Regions from separate parts of the Homo sapiens genome. Here region 2 is linked to region 1. The links are chromatin contacts, found by Hi-C or POLR2A ChIA-PET in ENCODE. All regions are on one chromosome and are shown on one strand. The core of a region is the stretch at or near the end of the contact, and the rest is flanking DNA. Distances in the headings are between cores, read along the strand shown.

The links. Hi-C counts contacts between places; a loop is a spot of excess contacts on that map. ChIA-PET counts read pairs that join two places held with the same protein, here RNA polymerase II (POLR2A). Pooled maps may share reads with other maps.
Region 2: a pooled map shows a loop between it and region 1 (2.7-fold over the local background). The contact joins two enhancer-like sites. A Hi-C loop is called at or near these places in 8 of 168 maps with a recorded cell type or tissue (CD4-positive, alpha-beta T cell, CD8-positive, alpha-beta T cell, endothelial cell of umbilical vein and 3 more), 2 of 37 single-sample maps with no recorded cell type and 10 of 50 pooled maps. POLR2A ChIA-PET finds 5 or more read pairs at or near these places in 1 of 52 experiments (CD4-positive, alpha-beta T cell).

Annotation. Positions count from the first base shown.
Region 1 is chrX:40,538,733-40,545,836 of GRCh38, forward strand. No RefSeq gene overlaps it. Among named protein-coding and RNA genes, the nearest start is that of ATP6AP2, 39 kb to the right of the region's middle. Within about 2 kb of position 5,404, at least 4 of the 41 ENCODE cell types and tissues checked have a DNase peak (open chromatin) inside an H3K27ac peak, as active enhancers do.
Region 2 is chrX:40,660,817-40,668,168 of GRCh38, forward strand. It overlaps MED14 (mediator complex subunit 14), which reads right to left. Exons shown (of 31, transcript NM_004229.4): 24 at 5,904-6,035; 25 at 3,491-3,673; 26 at 2,109-2,344. Among named protein-coding and RNA genes, the nearest start is that of CXorf38, 17 kb to the left of the region's middle. Within about 2 kb of position 2,720, at least 3 of the 41 ENCODE cell types and tissues checked have a DNase peak (open chromatin) inside an H3K27ac peak, as active enhancers do.

The DNA.
Region 1 (7,104 bases), core at 4,154-6,653:
CCCTTCCTTGACCCTGTGTTCTCATCTAGTTTCTGCATTCTCTCCCTCTCTCCCTGCCCCTCTCTCTCTCTGCCCTCTTCATTGTCAGCTCTTTAGAAGTCATCTGAACTCGCAATATTTTCTTCCATCCCACTGATTCCTTAACTCTACCGGCCAACTCACCTCTCCAAGAACCAGAAACTCAGCCCAGCTTTGCTTAGCACAATGAGGGGTTTTATTGGCAGGATGCTGGGAATACCTCAGGGCTGTGGGAAGAGAAGACGGGAAGAGGTGCAGCTGGGCCACCAGGATCCCCTGAGACTCTTTTCTTGTGGCCCCCACACTCTCTCTTCTCCGAGCTTCTCTGTTTGGAGTGATGGCATTCTTTCCTCCATGCGACTCCTAGCTTCTCCAGAGCCTTCTATCTTGTGGCTCCCACCCCCAGGGAAGGTTCAACTTGTTTGCCTTCATTAGTTGCAGTTTGAAAATCCCAGGGAAGGGTTCTGATTGGCCCACTGTGGGTCCGGTGTCTTCTCATGGATCAATCAGCCATGGCCACAGGAGTGAAAGTCGCACAGCAGAGACAAAACCACAGCTGGCTTCCTCCCTACCAGCAGTGCTTCACTGAAACTACTCTCATCCACCTGGGGGCGCCCCACCCACACGGCTCAGGCCTGACCTCTTCGTGTGCCCCTGCTGCTTCCGATTGCTGCTATCTGCGTGAAGCCGTGGAGCGCTACTGCTTGTGTGTACAACAGAGCAGCAGGGCCAACTTCAACTGATGATTCTCAGGTGTATAAATACCGCAGCTTCCTCAACCTCCGAAGTAGGCTAATGCGGTGGGCACAGAGATGAGCCCGCCAGGTTCCCCTCCAAGGAGGTATTCGTTGCCCCAGTTGAGCAGACAGTCTCCATCCAGCTGCCAAGAACCATCTCACCCATAGGCACTTCCTCCCCCCGGGGTAGCCCACAGCCAATGACTAGTCATTTCATCCCACTCCAAGACAGCACTGGCAGGCCAGACGCACTTCAGCGTTCCCCACGATGACTCCAGGCTTCAACAGGCCAGTTTTGCAATTCAACCCTCCCTCTGCCCAACCCCACTTCCTCCTCCTCCTACAGACGTTCCTAATGACAATCTTGCATGCCAAACTCCATTTCAGTTTCTGCCTGTTGAGAACCTAGCCTGTGACAGAACTGAGCTCTGTGTTCCACACTGTCTCTCAGAGGTCCCCCTTGGGACTGAGCGCCAGTTGCCTGCAGTGGGAACTGGCTTGGTGACACTCCCTTTATTGCTGGCTTCTCTCTCCTGTCTCACACCCCCATTCCCAAGCCCATATTCTCTGAATCTCCTAAAATCTAAATCTGTTTGCTCTCAAGCCCTTCTCTTGAGATCTGCTTCTGGAACAACTCAGACTCAGACACCAGGACTTTCTTGCTGTTAAATCCAGATGACCCAAACTTTATCTGCACAGTGTACCACTGTGACCATGAGCGCTTTTTGAAACACTTTCCTCCCTCAACTCCCTGAAACACTTTTCTGCTTCCCCTCTGGCCATTCCTTCTTCCCCTGCCCACTTCCAGGGTTGACAGCCTGGCTTGTTCTTGCAGCCAACACAGCTGAGAAGACCTGTCATTCCTCTGGAGCTGACTGCCACTACACAGGAATGACCCACACTGTCCATTTCCCATCCAGATCTCTCTCTCTATCTCTGTGTTGAACTCTGGACTCATATATCCAACTATCTCCCACCATCTCTGTGTGAATGTCCCACAGACACTTCAAATCATCATGGCAGGACTGAGCTCCTCACCATTTTCCTAAGCCAGCTTCTCCTGCTATACTCCTTTCTGTATTCTCCTACATTCCCCATCTCAGCAAATGGCATCACTGTCCCTAAAGCCAGCTATTCTGAGAGTCACCCAGCCTCCTACAAGTAAGTCTCCCTGATCCCAGGCTGTGCCATCCGCTAGCCACATAACCTTGAATAACTCATGAAACCTCTCTCAGCCTCAGTTTCTGCATCTGTAAAATGGTCTGTTAATAATAGTACCAGGCTGGGCGAGGGGCTCATGCCTATAACTCCAGCACTTTGAGAGGCCAAGGCAGGTGGATCACTTGAAGTTAGGAGTTCGAGACCAGCCTGGCCAACATGGTGAAACCCTGTCTCTATTAAAATACAAAAATTAGCCGGGCATGGTGGCGAGCACCTGCAATCCCAGCTACTCGGGAGGCTGAGGCAAGAGAATCATTTGAACCTAAGAGGTGGAGGTTGCAGTGAGCTAAGATTGTGCCACTGCACTCCAGCCTGGGCAACAAAGCGAGACTCCTTCTCGGAAACATAAAAAATAATAGTACCTACTCGGTAGAGTTGCTCTGAGGTTTAAAAGAAACTATAGGTGTAAAATGCTTAGAAAATGATATGGCACACAGTAAGTGTCTTAGTCCCCTTTGTGCTGCTATAAAAGAATGTCACAGACTGGGTAATTTATGAGGAACAGACATTGATTTCTTGCAGTTCTGGAGGCTGGGACATCCGAGATCAAGGTGCTGGCAGGTTTGGTCTCTGGTCCAAGATGGTGCCATGTTGCTGTGTCTTCCAGAGAGGAGGAATACTGTGTCTTCACATGGCAGAAAGTGGAAAGACAAAAAAGAATGAACTCTGTGGAACTCTGTGTCCTCATGTGGCAGAAGAGCAGAAGAGAGTGAACCCACTCCCACTAACCCTTTTTATAGTGGCATTAATTCACTCACGAAGGCAGAACCCTCATGACCTAAATATTTCACCAAAGGCCCCACCTCCCAACACTCTTGCATAGGGATTAAACTTCTAACAAATGAATTCTGGGGGACACATTCAGACCACAACAGTAAGCATTCAATGATTGGTAGTTTTTCATTATTGTTTCTGCTTTTGTTTATCTTTATCCTTTCTAAGGCTCTCCTCACTTTCTGTCTTGTACCATAGGTATTTACATGCCATCTTTAAATGCTCAACTGGTCTGCAAACTTCTTTCTTTTTCCTTTCTTTTTTCTTTTCTTTTTTTTTCTTTGAGACAGGGTCTCACTCTGCTGTTCAGGCTGGAGTGCAGTGGTGTGATCACGGTTCACTGTAGCCTCGACCTCCCAGGCTCAAGCAATCCTCCTGACTCAGCCTCCTGAGTAGCTGGAACCATAGGAACACATCGCCACACCTGGCTAATTTTTTTTTTTTTAATTTTGTAATAGAGGCAGGGTCTCCCTATGTCGCCCAGGCTGGTCTTGAACTCCTGGGCTCAACTGATCCTCCTCCCTCAGCTTCCCAAAGTGCTGAGATTACAGGTGCAAGCCACCATGCCCAGCCATGTCTGCAAGATTCTTGAAGGAAGAAGGTAGCTTATCTATCTAGCTACCTATCTATTTATCTACCCATTCATCTATCATCTATCTGTCTATCTAGATGTCTATCTGTCTGTGACCACTGTTGCCTTTTACTCCTACTTCCTGGTGGCCATACTCACCCTCAGATCAGGTTGCATTGGAGTGACTGGGGGATTTTTTTAATACATATCCAGCTAAGGGGAAGTTGAGTTGAGGATATATTTAAGTTAGGTTTAGTGGAATATTTTGTGTGTACTGTTTTGTTGTTGTTGTTGTTGTTGTTTTGAGGCAGATTCTCGCTCTGGCACCCACAGTAGAGTGCAATGGCGCCATCTGGGCTCACTGCAACCTCCGCCTCCCATGTTCAAGCAATTCTCCTGCTTCAGCTTCCCGAGTAGCTGGGATTACAGGCTTGTGCCACCACACCGGGCTAATTTTTATATTGTTAGTAGCGACAGGGTTCCAACGTGTTGGCCAGGCTGGTGTCGAACTCCCGGCCTCAGGTGATCCGCCTGCCTCAGCCTCCCAAAGTGCTGGGATTACAAGTGTGAGCCACCGTGCCTGGCCTTTTATGTGTACTTTTAAGACATTACTAGCTATCCCAGTGTCAGCATGGCTTCTGGGAAACTCTCACCACCCACTGGATCGACTTTCCAGTTGGTTCAGGCCCAGAGGTTAGATCTCAGTGTAAATCCATCTTATGGTGTCCAGAACCAGAAGTATAGTGGAAGAGAAACAAGGTTTGAAAAGTATGGAGTCAGAAACTACTCTGTGGAAAATTCAGGCATGAAAACTTGTAAGCAGAGGATTCAGTTGCCATCCAAGCCTAGACAAAACGGAAATACTCCCCTGTCTGAAATATATTCGGTGATGCAATGTATACAATTATGAACGTACCATATATTTTTCTTTTCTGATGGAATGTATGTGAAATAGAATGGATCAGAATTCCTGGTTTATAGGGCACAAACCTACATCAGTACAAAAAACAGAAAGCAGGTCTGTGTGTGAAGTCACATGTTTTATCCAGCCCAGTGAATTGGACTGCATCTTGGAGTACCTGATGTCCCTTGTCCTGATGAAGTCTGGCAGTTCCAGATGAAACGGCAGGCCAAATTGCCACTGACACAGCAAAATGCCCTAAAGAAACATATTTATCAACGAGTCAATTTTTATCCCATAAGAGTAATTCGATTACATAATTACGTAGCCCTGCACAATGTAGAGGAAATTTAAGAAGGCATTTGAATTGCCCTTATATGCCCTAATTTCAGATGAACTATATAATATATATATTAAATGTATTAAATGTGTGTGTATATATACATATATACACACACACACACATTTTTGGAATCATTGATCCCACTGAAGATTGATCAACCAGTATGCAGCCAAAAATGGCAAGATTAAAAACTGCTATAGAGGTGTGTTAGGCAGTTAATTAATAAAAACATGTTGTCATATTGTCTGAATTTTGTGAGGTTTAGGGTACTTGTCAACTGTTCAAAATTCAGAATTTCTTGTGATTTCTTTTCATACTAAAGTGTGTACCTGGAATCCTATATACTGTTACTTAAAGTGGAATTTCAAAATTGTGTAAGTTCCTGGCCCCACTTTGCCTGGGTCCTCATCAAGTGTCACCCCTGACATGTGTGGTACACACCACACAGCACACACATTTCCACAGGCGGTCATGCTGGGAGGTGTATCTCTTGGTGGGGGGAAGAAAGGGCCAAGGGCCTTGATGGAGGTAAAAAAGGCTATGGTTCTATCATGTAATAGAGCTGGGACTTGGAATCCACAGAGGTGAAACGGTGGGGCAAATCCAATCACTCGGCTTCCACTTTGGGGACTGAGGCACAAGAATGGCAAATAGAAAAAGAGGAGGGGGTTAGCAGTATCCATGGTCTCTTTAAAAAAAAAAAAGAAAAGAAAAGAAAAAGACGAAGGGGAGATAAAGACCCTTCTAAGTAGGTTGCAGTTCTGTATTTGGCCACAAGATGGTGGTAAAAGAGTGTGCTCTACATTCAGTCAAAAACTCATTAAGAGCTAATCAAAGCAAAGCGGGTTTTTCCTGTTTCCTGCCAGTGCTTTCTCCCCTTTTCCAAGCCTCAGTGCGTTTACTATTGTTCCATTCTTTTTGGTTAAAGTCATCACAAATCTGCGTTTTTGTTTGTTAACTCAGCTGTAACCTGCAGTTCGTCTTCTAGACAACTTTCCCTGCTTCTTATAGTTAAGGATTATGTTCTTATTAACTATTATTAGAAGAATTTTCTGACCCAGAAGTTTCAGGACTTAAAGCTATAGTCTTAGTTCAATAATTGTCTGATTACGTGCTGCTCTGCTTGGAGCTTTCATTACTCGGCTTCTATTTCGCGTGTGTTTCTCCATACCCCCTCCCTCAGGGCTCTGTACAGAGTTTTATCTGAAAAACCAGCTTCGACCCCCGTCTGTCCAGGAGAGATATGGTTCCATCTGGTTTTGCTGGGGCCCTGCGAAGGCTGAATTACTCCTATGTTAACCATAACAAAAATGGGCAACTTGCCTAAGAAAAACAATGACAGAAATAGAAGAGTCAGCCTTGCTGGATCCAATCCTTCATTTTCCAAGCTGGTTTTGGACACCATTGCCCCCTTCTCTCCTACCTGCCTCCCAAGATTTTGACAGCCCTGTAGGCCAACACTATTTGCTCAGAACACACCCCCCAGAAAGCACGGGGCAGCCACAACAACTGATCACCTTCCTAACCCCTTTTGAGAGTTTTGCCATCACTGAGGGCCCTTGACCTGAACATGTACTTGGTATATGAGCGGGGGCCTCTTGCTGGGAAACCATGCCAAAAATGAGAGGCAAAGGACACAGCTCAAGAGCAACCACGCTGCTCTCCTGAGTGTACAGGTACAGGAGCTCCTGCCTCTCCAGCAGTTGAGATGACCATGTTTATTTTGATGAGTCGTGTTTGCCTTCTTAGATTGATGACACTGCTGGCTGAGGTTAGAGAGCCATCTGTGTAAGAGGACACAGCAAAGTTCACTGGCCCACACTCACAGCAGATCTTGGCTGCATCCTTAGTAAGCCTCCCATGATCCTTGACTGCTCCAGGATTGACACGTCCCGTGAGACAATGGGCACTTTTGCAAAGAGGAGCAGAATTAGAAATCTCAGTCTGTTTCCTCTGCAAAGTGCCTTTCTCGCTCCAGATCCTGATTATTCTGGTTTGGCCTTGTATAAATGTCCTGCTCTGAACAACAGCTTGGATCCTCTGGTTGGGCAGAATGGGAGAATCAGTGCTGGACAAGGAGTTAGGGGACCCAGATTCAGACGCCAGCTGTGTCCCTTTTTTTGGAATGAAGGACTTCTTCCCCTAGCTTCAAAGAATGCCACCAGCAGACACCCTTCCCCCATCCCCATCAGGCCCTTAGCTATGGCCAGGGCCGCATCTTTTCCCAGGATAGCCCACATCTGATGACTGATTGACAAGGGGGAATTAAGGCTCGGCCCTCTTATTCCATCTTGGGACAGCTCCAAGGGTCATTCAATCTTTCAACCTCCTTATAGAGTGGGCTAAGACTTCCCTAAAGACTGCATCATAGCTCGACTTCTCCTTCTGCCCACTCTTGCTTTCTTCTCTTCCCTTCCTCAGTCATGGATCCCACAGGCTCTCCCTAATAAACCTCCCGCACACTAAAGTCCACTTCAGAGTCCTACTTCCCGGAAAGCCCAGCATGCAACAGGGACCCTGAGAAAGTTCAGTACCTTTT
Region 2 (7,352 bases), core at 1,470-3,969, 120 kb after region 1:
TTATTCAAAAACGTTTCCCCACCAAATCTTAGTATGAAGGTTGCAAAATGGCTTTACACTAAACATGGAGTGAATATTTTAAACATTCACCATTTTTAATTCTTTTTTTATTTTTTGAGACGGAGTCTCGCTCTGTTGCCCAGGCTGGAGTGCAGTGTCACCATCTCGGCTCACTGCAACCTCTACCTCCCAGGTTCAAGCGATTCTCCTGCCTCAGTCTCCCGAGTAGCTGGAATTACAGGCATGTGCCACCACACCCAGATAATTTTTGTTTTTTGTTTGTTTTGAGAGTCTCGCTCTGTCTGCTCAGGCTGGAGTGCAGTGGCACGATCTCGGCTCACTGCAACCTCTGCCTCCCGGGTTCAAATGATTCTCATGCTTCAGCCACCTAAGTAGCTGGGATTACAGGCGTGCACCATCACACCCAGCTAATTTTTGTGTTTCCAGTAGAGATGGGGTTTCACCATGTTGGCCAGGCTGGTCTCGAACTCCTGGGCTCAAGTGATCCGCCTGCCTCAGCCTCCCAAAGTACTGGGATTACAGGCATGAGCCACCACGCCTGGCCTTGTATTTTCAGTAGAGATAGGGTGTCGCCATGTTGGCCAGGCTGGTCTCAAACTCCTGACCTCAAGTGATCCGCCCGCCTCAGTCTCCCAAAGTGCTGGGATTACAGGCATGAGCCACTGTGCCCGGCCTAAACATTCACCATTTTGACTACCTCATTAGCACATGCATCTACCAATAATAACAGTAATTATAAATAATGAAAATGCCTAGACAGTATATTAAGGGCTTTACATGAACTATCTCAAATTCACACAACTGTTATCAGTTAGGTAAATACTATTATCTGAAGAAATTTGCCTAAGCACACATTAGCAGGTAGTATGGCTGGCTACAAACCCAGGCAGCCTGACTGTAGAACTGGTGCTCTCAATTATAAATTATCTCCTAAGGCTATCAGCATAGGATAAGTTAGAAGTCTCTTTTCTTCTTTTTTTTTTAGAAGTCTTTTTTCTACGAGAGTTTTTAAAAATTCAATTGTTCATTTATTTATTTATTTATGAAACACAGTCTCACTCTGTTGCCCAGGCTGGAGTGCAGTGGCGCGATCTTGGCTCACTGCAACCTCTGCCTCCCAGGTTCAAGCAATTCTCCTGCCTCAACCTCCCATATAGCTGGGATTATAGGTGCGCACCACCATGCCTGGCTAATTTTTGTATTTTTTAGTAGACGACGGGGTTTCATCATGTTGCCCAGGCTGGTCTTGAACTCCTGACCTCAAGAGATCTGCCCACCTCAGCCTCTCAAAGTGCTGGGATTATAGGCGTGAGCCACCGTGCCCGTCCTGTTCACATATTTAAAAAGAAGCTTTTGTCCTTGTAACCATAAATAATTTTCTTCAAATTTTTTTTCTCTTTTTATTTTTTTAGAGACAGGGTCTCACTCGATCACCCAGGACAGAGTGCAGCAGCATGATCACAGCTCACTGTAACCTGGAACTCCTGGTCTCAAGCAATCCTCCTGCCTCAACCTCCCAAGTAGCTAGGACTACAGGTGCATGCCTGCTAATTTTTTAAATTTTTTGTAGAGAGAGGGTCTTGCTATATTGCCTAGGGTGGTCTGGAACTCTTGGGCTCAGTGATCCTCCTGCCTCAGCCTTCCAAAGTGCTGGGATTACAGGTATAAGCCACCACACCCAGCCAATTATTTTATTTCAATAAAGACTCAGAGTCAAAATCAGCCTCCCCGCACGGGCACTCCAGAAGGCAAATAATTACTGGTATGCTATTCTCTGCAAGGCCAGATCCTGTGCGCAGTGCTCCTGTGTGCTGCAGAAATCTATCTCCAGGTCCATGTTAGCCATATAACATAGAAGCCACAGCACAGCAAACTGTATAATGCAGAAATATGTTAACATAAGAATGGAAAAGAAAATAATGGAGTCCATTTTTAATGCCAGGTTAGGGTGAAAATCATAATTCTAACAAGCTTGTTAAAGGAGGGAAGGTGAAGGAATGTCACGTTAGTTCAGATCCTATCCTGCAGGACAATTTAGCATTTTACCCTTAACAATCACCACTTAGAAGGTCATTAGGTACCCATACCGTTTCTTGTTGAATAATTCTTTGAAGATGTCGTCTCATGATGACTGATCCAAGGAATCTCTCAAGTGGAGAACAAAGGTAACTACCTGCCAGGCCGGGCACAAGGCCTGGAGTTGGAGAGGGCAGCAGTAAAATGTTCAAGGCACTGTGAGTGAGGATGGTAGGTATGGATGCCGCCCAAGAGCGCTGAGGTAGTTTACGAGGTGGAGGCATGTTTGTTGGCATTGTTTGAGAACCTTTTGGGAAGGAAAACATGTTATGTCATTTACAAATACATACTATCTCATTGCTTCCTGTTTTGCTTTCATCATAAATCTTTGATGTTCTAAATCATTCTGTACTGTTTTAGTTACTCCTTGTGGTGTAACAATCATATATTAACAACCTGTTAGCAAAAATGGCCACTATTTTTCTCCTTCTTATATCCAGGCCCCTTGCAATGTGACTTTGCAGCAACTCCTTTAAGGGGTGGACTCTATTTCTCCACCTGAAACCTGGCTGGCCTAGTATTTGCTTCTGACCAACAGAATGTGGTGGAAGTGACACTGGGCTAGTTGTAGGCCTCAGCTTCTACTCCCTGCCTTAAAATCCTGTTGAGCCACCATGTGAACAAACCTCAGATCAAGTGTGAAACCACACAAAGCAGAGAGAAACCTTGCCATCTGAGGCCATCTAGTCCCAAACCAACCCAGCAGCTGACTACAGACACATGAGTGAGCTGCCCAGCAGAGTCTGAAAGAATCACTCAGCTGTGCTTAGTCTAAACTGCCAACCTGCAGAATTGTGAACCAATATATAACAATCATATATTGTTTTAAGCCACTAAATGTAGCAAAAGCTAACCAATAAATGTGTACAATTCTCTTCTCTGTTATTATGTGTGATATTGTGAAATATATATTTGGTCTTTGTCCTAGCTCCTGGCATACAAATCCTAAAATTTTTGGACTCTTCAAAGTGGTTAAGTGTCCTTTTGTATGCTAATGAGATGGCTGATGGCTGGCAGCCCCTAGGTAGCTTCAGGAAGGGGGCTGATCACAGGAAAGACACGGCACAATTAGAGGGTTGGTAGTTTCAGCCCCACCCCCAAAGTTGATCACCAGTGGCCAGTGATTTAATCAATAATGCCTACGTGATGAAACTTCCATAAAAACCCAAAAGGACAGAGTTTGGAGAACTTCCAGATAGGCAAACATGTGAAGGCTCACAGAGGGCATGGAAACTGCACTCCCCTTATGCATCTCTTCATCTGCATCCTTTGTAATATCCTTTAAGTATCCTCTCTCAAAAAGTAGGTCATGACTTTCAAATGTGAGGATGCAACAAGATAGGTCACTTTGGGTTATACTAAAAAAGAACATAAAAATGTTGATGATACTTACTTGTTCCAGCTCGAGGGGAATGAGAAGCATCTGGAACCGGAGAATGTAGTGAGGGGTTGGCTGGTGACATTCCAGGCATGCGTGCTGCTGGTGAGGGGCCAGACACTTGAGGAGATCCTGGCCAGTTCCCTGCTCGTCCACTTGGTGACACCATAGTGTATGGGGAACTAGGGTCAAGAGTTCCTATAAAAAAGGTAAACAAATGATTCTCAAAACCTATATTTTAATAACTGAAAATTATTTGACAGCATTCAAATCTTTACACAGTAATAATTTTATTTTTTCTTCCAATAAGATGTTTCACTGAAGCTTGATGTGTGTTAACATGTCATGCCTGAATCTCTATTTTGTGTAAGGTACTTTTTAACATGATACAAAAATTAGAAAAATATAAAGCTTGAGAGAGGATAAAATTTACCTTCACACAAGCTTCAATGTATGTAATATGTAACAATGTATGCTACTATATGCATTAAAATATTAAGCAAACAATCTCAGAGTTCCTTTAAAGGCAGAAATATTATATTTTTAAACCAACTTTGACAAACCATATTTTCATTCTACTCTAAGTAGAATGAGGAGAAGGAAATTTTCCATATTCTTTATTTAGACTACGTTGACTAAGAAATGAACCAAGACTCAAGTTTTGAAAGCAGTGACTTCCTGAACAATTTGATATTTAAATTTCACCCTCCATTGGTATCTACGAAGATATTCAAAAATAAAAAATAAATAAATTTCATCCTCCAGATACCTTCAACATATTATTTATATCCCTCTGTAACCAAATGACAAACTGAAAAAATACTTTTACCATGTATATGTCAGAGAGTAAATGGTCTTTACTTAGGTCTTACAAATGGGCAAGAAAAAACACAAGAACATAGGCAAAGCATATATAACTGGGAGGTATAAAATAAGAAACACCAAAGACCGGCTAGGCACGGTGGCTCACACTTGTAATCCCAGCACTTTGGAAGGCTGAGGTGGGTGGATTGCTTGAGTCCAGGAGTTCGAGACCAGCCTGGGCAACACGGCAAAACCCCATCTCTACAAAAAAATACAAAAACTAGCCAGGCGTGGTTGTGCACATCTGTAGTCCCAGCTACTTTGCTGGGGAGGAGGTTGAGGCAGGAGGATCACTTGAACTTGAGAAGCCGAGGTTGCAGTGCACTGAGACTGCACCACTGCACTCCAGCCTGGGTAACAGAGTGAGACTCTGTCTCAAAAAAAACAAAACAAAACAAAAAAACCAAAGACCAACCAAAAAAGGTTCAATTTTCTTCACTAATAAAGAAATACATTAAACAGTAAGATACCATTTTTCACCTATGAAAATGTCCAAGGTCTTTAAAATATGTAATACTCCCTGGCGATGATGCAGGATAACAGACATTCTTGTATGATGGCATGGGAAATGGTACAGCCTTTCAGATGAGCAGTTATATGTTTCGAAAGCTTTAGAATTTGTCAAATCCCTTGATACAACAATTCCACTTCTGGAACTTACTTAAGGAAATAATCATGGATATGAGCACAGATGGCACCATTTTTAATTGTGAAAAAATGGAAACATTCTAAACATGTAACAATAGGAGAGCAGTTAAGTCATGGTATGCCCAGACAAGCGGATATTATTACACCATATGGTATGATGATGTGGAGTTTTTAATGACGGAAATGTTCCCACAAATATTAATAGTAAAAACTAAAATCCCAGATGCTACACAGCTTAAAAACTGAGGAACCTGTTTATGTTCTATGGTATCATACTCATGATATATTAAGTGAAAAAAGGCACTGAACACTGTAAAGTATGCTGTTGTGTGTGTAAAGGAGAGGGGAAAGAACACTTGCATGTATTTGCTTGTGTATGCATAAAACAGCTCTGCAAGAATATCTACATGTTTCTGGGAAGAGGAACTAGGTGGTTAGTGGAATAAAAAGGAAACCTTTCATTGACTACTTGTTCTATTTTTTATCTAGTTGAATCAATTCAAAATAAAATTTTGAGTTCAAAAGTTAAAAAATTCAAGTCTCAAAACAATTCATATGTTAGGGTACCCATTGTTGGGGGGCAAGGGCAGGTATTTGAGGGGGGAGACAAGCAGCTTGGTAGACAGCAAGTGAGAATAACAGAAACGTGAGAGGGCAGGCAAGCAGGGCATGTGTGACAGGAAGGGCAAGGCAGAGCAACGGAGACAGCAAGGGAGAGTCCAAGGCAGAGACAAACTCACTGGTCGTTACCTCTGTGTGGTGGGATTAGATAAATTTGATTTTCTTTTTGCTTGAGCAATATTTTTGCTACTTCCTCAATAAACAAGTATTAATTTTGCAATGAAAAAATTTACTCAACAAAAATTATTTTCACATCAAGCTCTTATGCTATATCGATTTCCATGTATGGACTCACCATGTGGACTAGCAAAACTGGCCCCTGGTCCTATTGAGATTCCATGCGAGGATGGGGGAGGAGTTGGAACAAATGACGCTGGTGATGGGGCTCTCAAAGCCCCACTGGGGGAGCTGGCAGCATGCAGATTTCCTAATAAAGGAAAATAATTATAGATAATCTTGCAGGACACATTTTATGTCCTGTCCAAGGACCCCAAGTTAAAAATCTCCCTATAAATTAAAGAAACAAGTAGTATAGCTCCCATATATATAACACAGAGAAAAACTGGCACGATTTCATTATTGAAAGAGACTATTCAATTCCATGCGCCCAAATTCTAGCTCTTATATTGACTGATTAAAAAAAAAAATCCGGTGTACTTTTTATTCAGTTCCTCATTCATTCAACAAGAAGGCCTGAATGCCAACTTCATGCCAAGCACTGTTTCAGGCATTGGGGATGCAGCAGTTAACAAAAGAGACAAAAATTCCTGCCCTCACAAAGCTTATATTCTAATAGAATGAGAAAGACAAGTATCTGTCAGGTAAGTGCTATGGAAAAAAACACAACAGGGTAAGGGGACAAGATTGTGTAGTGAAGGAGGTGGGTGTTGTTCCTTATATACAGCAATCAGAAAAGACCTCTCTAAGGAAGGGGGCATGTGAGCTGAGACGTGAAGAAAGTGAAGGATAAGGCATGAGGATACCCAGGGGATGAGATATTCCAGCCAAACAGAGAGCTAGTGCAAATGCCCCAAAGGTGGAAGCAGTTATCAGGGAGGAAGCCGGTGTGGCAAGAACAGAGTGAACGAGGGGGGCAGTGGGAAGAGAGGACACCAGAGAGGTTGGAGGAAGAGGGGTGGGTCCCAGATCACATGGGGACTTGTGGGCCACTCTAAGAACTTAGGGTTTACCCTGAATGAGTGGGAATCCAATGCAGAGTTTGGAGCGGAAATCATGGACGAACTTCTGTCCCAGAAGGATCATTCTAGCTGCTGTGGGACAGACTATAGAGCAAGGGTAGGGGTAGGGACAGGAAAACCAGTTAGAAACAACTGCAATAATTCAGGTGAGAGAGGACTAGTGGCTTGGTAAAGGTGACAGACTATGGTAGTGAAAAGTGGTTGGATTCTGGGTAAATTCTGAAAATCAAGCTGATAGTATTTGGTAAATGACCGAACATGGGTATGAAAGAGACGTCCAGCATGACTCGAAGAGCTTCGGCCCAAGTAGCAGGAAGGAAGGGCCTGCCATTTACTGAGCTGGGGTGTCTGTGGGAAGAGGAGCACTGGGGCAGTGAAGAGATCCAGAGTTTAGTTTTGGCCATGCTGAGTTGCAGATATCTACCAGACATTACATGGAAATGATGCCGAATAGACAGCTAGAAAATACAATACTAAGGCTGGGTGTGGTGGCTCACGCCTGTAATCCCAGCACTTTGGGAGGGCGAAGTGGGCGGTTCACCTGA